Regions from separate parts of the Homo sapiens genome. Here region 2 is linked to region 1. A link is a loop called in an ENCODE intact Hi-C map of the cell type or tissue named here. Cell type or tissue: heart right ventricle. All regions are shown on one strand. Links, peaks and the distances in the headings refer to the core of each region. The heading gives the core; the rest is flanking DNA.

Region 1 (2,901 bases), core at 138-2,637:
CATCAGTTGTTAATAGTTTTCACTTCCATGGGAGGGGACTGTGGCTTATGTATGTTCATGTCTTCAGCCCCTACCATCATCCCAGCAGTCACAAAGTAGTCACTCAGTAAGGGTTTGTTGAATGAATGAGTACAGTTGCCTGCCACGCAGGCTTTTGTCAGGACTGGTGGCATGCTGTTAACTGTTCATCCAGCACACTGGAAACTGGGTTTTGGTGCTTCAATGTCAACCTCTGACCAGTACTTGTTAAATTTCATCAATTCTGATCCCATCCAGTTATTCAGTCGGATAGGGTTTCTTTTTTTGTTTTTACATTTTATGACTTAAAAAAAAATTATTTTCGAAGCTAGGACCTCACTTTATTGCCCAGGCTGGAGGCAGTGGTGTGATCATGGCTGACTGCAGCCTTGGCTTGCCTAAGTGATTCTCTTGCTTCCGCCTCCTGAGTATCTGGGGCTGCAGGCACATGCCACCATGCCTGGCTAATTTATTTTTTGTCAAGACGAGGTCTCACTATATTGCCTAGGCTGGTATTATTATTATTTTTAAGTCTGAGAACATATCTATGCCACCTCCCTTGGGTCTGCTCCTGATCGAGGTGGCCAGTGTTGGTGGTTTGTTTGTTTTTTTTTTTTTTTTTAGATGAAGTCTCTCTTTTGTCACCCAGGCTGGAGTGCAATGGCGCGATCTCGGCTCACTGCAACCTCCACCTCCCAGGTTCAAGCAATTCTCCTGCCTCAGCCTCCCAAGTAGCTGGGATTACAGGCGCCCGCCACCACACCCTGCTAATTTTTGTATTTTTAGTAGAGACAGGGTTTCACCATATTGGCCAGGCTGGTCTCGAACTCCTTACCTCAGGTGATCTGCCTGCCTTGGCCTCCCAAAGTGCTGGGATTACAGGCGTGAGCCACTGTGCCCGGCCGTGTTGGTTTTTTGATGTGTAACTTTTCCTTCTCCTGCACATTTTTGAACTCCATCCAGATGACACTGGGGAAGAACCCCTTTCCACAGCGAGGTGAAGGCCAGTCCACATTTGGTTTGGGAGGTGCATGGAGGAGTGCTCAGAGGCCTGGCTTTAGAGTTTTGCTGCTGACTTAGTGAATGAGCTTCCTGAGAGCAAGGGAAGTACAACCAAGCCTGGTTCAGATGGCTCCACTAGGGGGACAGTGACAGCTATAGCCGCAGCTGGTGTACTTGGCAGTCTTTCAAGCATTTTGGGGTGTGCTGCGGACAAACAATAGAATGAATCTTTGTTTCTGGAGCCTGGGCCATTTCTAACGAGGAAGATGATTACTCATTTTTGGAAGTTGGGTTAACTCTTCCAGAGTCTTTTGACTCTCGCTTAGATCTGTAACGAAAAGCCGAGAAGAGTTCACCTTGGCATCCCAAGGTGTTTGCTTTAAAGCCGGGTGACTCTGGTTGGCTGTGTCATTTCCTCTTTAACACCCCTCCACCCAGGTCTTTGCCCTAAGTCAGGAGGCCTGATTGTCATATCCAGAGTGCTTAGAAGGAAGTGGGGCAAGTGTTTGCAAATGAGGTGCCCCTTTCTTCTCCTGTTCCCCCACCCCCATGGCATGCCAAAAAATAAAGAAGGAGCTCAAGACCCGTTGAGCAGCTGTTCCTCCAAACTTCTTAGATTAATTCCGTGGCCAGTTCTAAGTAATTTAAAGCCAAATGCCTGGACTTAGCTTTGAATTAGGACTTCATGAAGCCTTTCTTCGTCTTCTTCCTTCTTTCTTCTTCTTCTTTTTTTTTATTTTTTTTGTGAGACAGGATCTTTCTCTGTCACTTAAGCTGTAGTGAAGTGTTGCTATCATAGCTCACTGCAGCCTTGACCTTCCTGGCTCCCTACTCAGCCTCCTGTGTAGCTGGGACCACAGGTGTATGCCACCATACCTGGCTATTTTTTAAATTTTTTATAGAGATGGGGATTTCTCCATGTTGCCCAGCTGGTCTTGAACTCTTGGGCTCAAGCATTTCACCTGCGTCAGCCTGCCCAAGTGCAGGGATTATAGGCGTGAGCCACTGCGCCTGGCGGTGAAGCCCTTCTTTGCAGAAATCTCTTTCTCTGCCTTAAGAGGCAAGAATCTGGTGCTATTTTGATCTGTGAATAGACAGATGGCTGTTGTTACACATGCAGCGGCTCCCCCGCCATTGTGCTGTGGCTGGTGGTGGGAGTAGTCTTACTAGAATTTATCCTGCCCTCCAGAACCCTCCCCTGCAGTAGGAGTCAGGTAGATAGCTTTGGCTGTTTGACCTGAGAGGTGCCACAGAGCTCGGGTATACTTGTCATGTGACAGACCCGCCTGGCAGCTTAGAGTCCCTCCAGTTTTGTTTTGGCAGATGATGGCATTCTCGAATGTGTGGTGGAGCTTGCAGCGCGATGTGGGGGTAGAAGGGAGAAGGCGGAAGGCTTACCATGTGATTGATGAGCCTGTCTGATTAATTTCTACAACAGACCCTGTAGGTTGGTAGATATGACTCAGTCAGATCAGGAAGGGGGAAGTCCTGAAGTGTGAGCTGAGGTTAGGATGTGACCTCTGATGAGTGGGTGGCACATGGGCAACCTGGTGCCTCTCGTGCCTATAGCAGTTCTTACAGAGCTTGTTGGGACCTTCTTGCATCACCTGTCATGTCCCAGTGTGATATAGTCTTAGACCGGTGTGTTGGGGCTACCAGCCTGCAGGCCTCCTAGATAAAGAGATCACTGCCCTCGCAGCTGTGTTCCAAGGCCCAGCTGCTGAGAGATTACCTTCCCTCTGTGCAGTGTCTTTGGGGGTTCTGTGAGAGCTGTAGACACCAACAGGAATGCTTCTCCCTGCCTGCTGAGTGACTGGAGCTGCACCGGTAGGAAAGCTGTGTCTGTAGCCTGGGCTGGGGGTGGATTGTCCTGCAGGAGAG
Region 2 (2,901 bases), core at 165-2,664, 52 kb after region 1:
TGTCCCAGAAGGAAAAGGCCTATCAGTGCCCATACTTGAAACTTGGCACACAAGGGGAAGGTGGTTTGAGGGCACACTGTAACGGTGGCTGTGCCGTACCGTGCTCCGCCAGGCCTGTTCTGTGCACACTTGCTGGGCCCACTCAGCCTCCATGAGGTCCCCTCTTGCCTCATGACCCCTGGCCCCACTTATCAGCTGCCTCTTTGCTCTTGTGCCTCCCTAGGAAGATGAGACAAGGAGAGCACCCTTGTGGGTTGCCTGGGTCTTGTCGTGCCTTTCTGGCTCTGTACCTTGTGTCCCCTTGTGGAAGGACAGGTCCTGCCTGGCATGGGCACAGTGCTGTGCTCTTGTCTGCCAGGCAGTTCTAACTGAAAGTGCATTGCCCGTATCCCCCTTGCTAGTTGGTAGCCAGCTTTAAACAAGCCTGATTCACCTAGAGAGTTTCCATCTCACTGTAATCTAGAACAGTCTTGGGCAACAGAATTTTCTGAGAATTGATGGCAAATAAACATGGGAATAAATACCCTGCGGCAGGGGAGCCGGTGGCTAGAAACACCCTGCTGTGGGGGCTGTGGTCCTGCTCAGAAACAGCTTAGGCCAAGGGGCGAGATGGCCGTGTGTTTGGGGAGAGCATTTCCGCAGATGTTGGCTGATTATGCAGCATTAACTGTTTGGCAAGAAAAAATATCTCATCTGAAATGGTGTGAGGTTAATTGTCACTCAGCAGAGACACCAGATCTTCAGCTTGATTCACGCAGGGAAAACTACGAACAAATATGCATGCCGGCATCTGCTCCAAACCTAGGACAGCAGGAAATGGAAGGCAGTGTCTGGCCTGGGCTCCCCTGCTAGGAGGAATCTGGGCTCCAGAGATAGGTGGGCCTGGTGTGGGGCTTGGTGTGCCCCTCACCAGCCGAGTAGCCCTGAGCAAGTCGCTGCCCCTCCCTGGGCCTCAGTGTCCTCCTCCCCATGTCGTGGGAGTGAAGCAGCCTGATGAGGGAGAGCTCCTACAGCAGGCAGCTGTGCAGTACCCCCTGGAGAGGCTCAGCACCAGCATGGTGTTCTTGATCTTATTTTGTTGCTGCTTGTGATCTTCCAGAAGGGTCTCTGCTTCTTATGAAATCTTCCATTTGAGGCATTTCTGGAGGCATTATTCTCATTAGCTTGAGGGCAGTCCAGTGAGGGAGAGAGCAGCCCTCTGCCCTGTGACCCCGGGCGGGGCTGGGAGGCTGTAGTGCGAGAATGGGGAGAGTCAGGTGCCTCGCACCCCAGGCACCAGGAACAGGAGCCTCTCCCAGCCCTGCCCGGTCCTCCTCAGCCCTGTGGATGTGGAGGCTCAGAGGGCAGCCTCTGACCACACAGGTGGAGTGCCAGGCCACAGCTGTGGGCTGCTGACTGTTGGCAGGTGAGGTGGGGGATGATTTGCAGAAGAAACTCACCTGTTGTATTTTCTCCTCCAGATAGCCCCATGAGGAAGGCACATCGTTATCCATTTTACAGGCGGTGGCTGAGTCTTAGAGGAAGCAGTCCAGTGAAACCAGAACTCAAGCCACATATATAATTTAAAATTCCTAGTAGCCAGTTATTAAGAGAAGAAAGTGAAATGACTTTGAATAGTATATTTAACCCAGTATTTCCAAAATACTATCATTTCCACATGTCATCGATGTAAGTAAATCATGAATGCACTATTTTATGTTCTTTTTTCTTACTGGTTTCAGAGATCCACTGGTGTGTCAGGTGACAGCAGGTCTCAGTTTGGCCTGGCCACTGCTCCATCATTCAGTGACTGCATGTAGCTTTGCTGAGTGGGGCTTTGGGGTACGGGTATAAGAGTGTGGGGGGGTTGGGGGTCAGCCTTGGTTCCCACTTGGTGCTGCCATAGACCCTTTTCCTCTGGAAGGGCCCAATGCCAGCTGGTAAAGGAGGGGCTGGGCAAGAGGCCCCTGCCTGAGGTGCTAGGTGCTCTGGGCTGTGCCCTCTGCCTCGGGTATAGCAGGCCCCAGGAGACCTGAGGACCAGAGCGTCTGGTGCCCACAGGCTGTCCATGGTGGAACTAGAGGTTCCTGGGCTCACCTGCTCCACCCTCCTCGTGGGGCTGGTCCGGGAGGCCCGGGGAGTTCACTGTTTCTCTGAGCATCCTGCCCTGCTCTCTGAGGCCTCTTTTCTACTGTACCCGTGCAGCCCTGCTTAGCCTGCTGTTCCTGGCGTGTGGCCGGGGCAGGGCTGGGGAGATGGGAGGTGGTGGGAGACGGGGTGATACAGGAAGACAGGGGCTTCTCATCAGGGGGTGCTGAGAAGACAGCTTTGCAGCATGACAGGCCCTGGGCCATTTTTCCACGGTTGTGGTCCTGCATTTCATGACTGGGCTGTGCCTTTGTCCCCACATGTCCCCTGCTCGAGCCACTCGCGTCAGGTTCTACACAGCTGGCCAGCTGCAAGCCCCATCCACAGGGAGCTCTTCGGGGTGAGCCCCCATCTACCAGCACTCTGGAAGTGAGTGTGAGCCTGGAAGGTTGCAGTGGCAGGTGGAGGGAAGGCCCCAGAATAGAAGGAATGTGGCAGAGGTGGCCTTGGACCAAGCCGAAGGTTCCAGAGCTATCCTGTCTCTGGGGCTTGGCAGCCTCTTAACCATAGTTTTCCTGGAAAATTGCATTTGTGGCTCTGGTTTGCCCCACCCTTCTGGGAGGGATTCACAGGAATGTCAGGGCATCTAGCTTATCAGCCTGGGAGCTTCAGGAACGTGGCCCTGCCCACCAGGGGAACTTTCTGGGCCCTCAGAGTCTAGGCAGCCAATAACCTGGGAAGCTGGTTCAAATCAGCATGCATTGATTGAACACCAGCTGTATACAACTGCCTGTGCCAGGGCTCAGGGAAGACTAGCGTGTACAAGACCCCATC

The links. Hi-C counts contacts between places; a loop is a spot of excess contacts. Peaks named below come from ENCODE experiments on the same cell type or tissue, not always from the same donor. Only the 100,000 strongest peaks of a DNase experiment are listed, where the experiment ranks them.
Region 2: it touches region 1 in a loop (2.1-fold over the local background); 18 of 110 quality-filtered maps call a loop at or near these places.

Annotation. Positions count from the first base shown.
Region 1 is chr10:124,717,902-124,720,802 of GRCh38, reverse strand. The region is part of intron 1 of FAM53B (family with sequence similarity 53 member B); the gene reads left to right. Among named protein-coding and RNA genes, the nearest start is that of FAM53B-AS1, 15 kb to the right of the region's middle. In heart right ventricle, for the core only: a CTCF peak has its summit at 1,164; a DNase peak (open chromatin) is centred at 1,172; H3K27ac peaks cover 2,500 bases.
Region 2 is chr10:124,665,980-124,668,880 of GRCh38, reverse strand. All of the region lies in intron 4 of FAM53B (family with sequence similarity 53 member B), which reads left to right. Among named protein-coding and RNA genes, the nearest start is that of FAM53B-AS1, 37 kb to the left of the region's middle. In heart right ventricle, for the core only: no CTCF peak of the experiment used is centred there; no DNase peak of the experiment used is centred there; H3K27ac peaks cover 2,379 bases.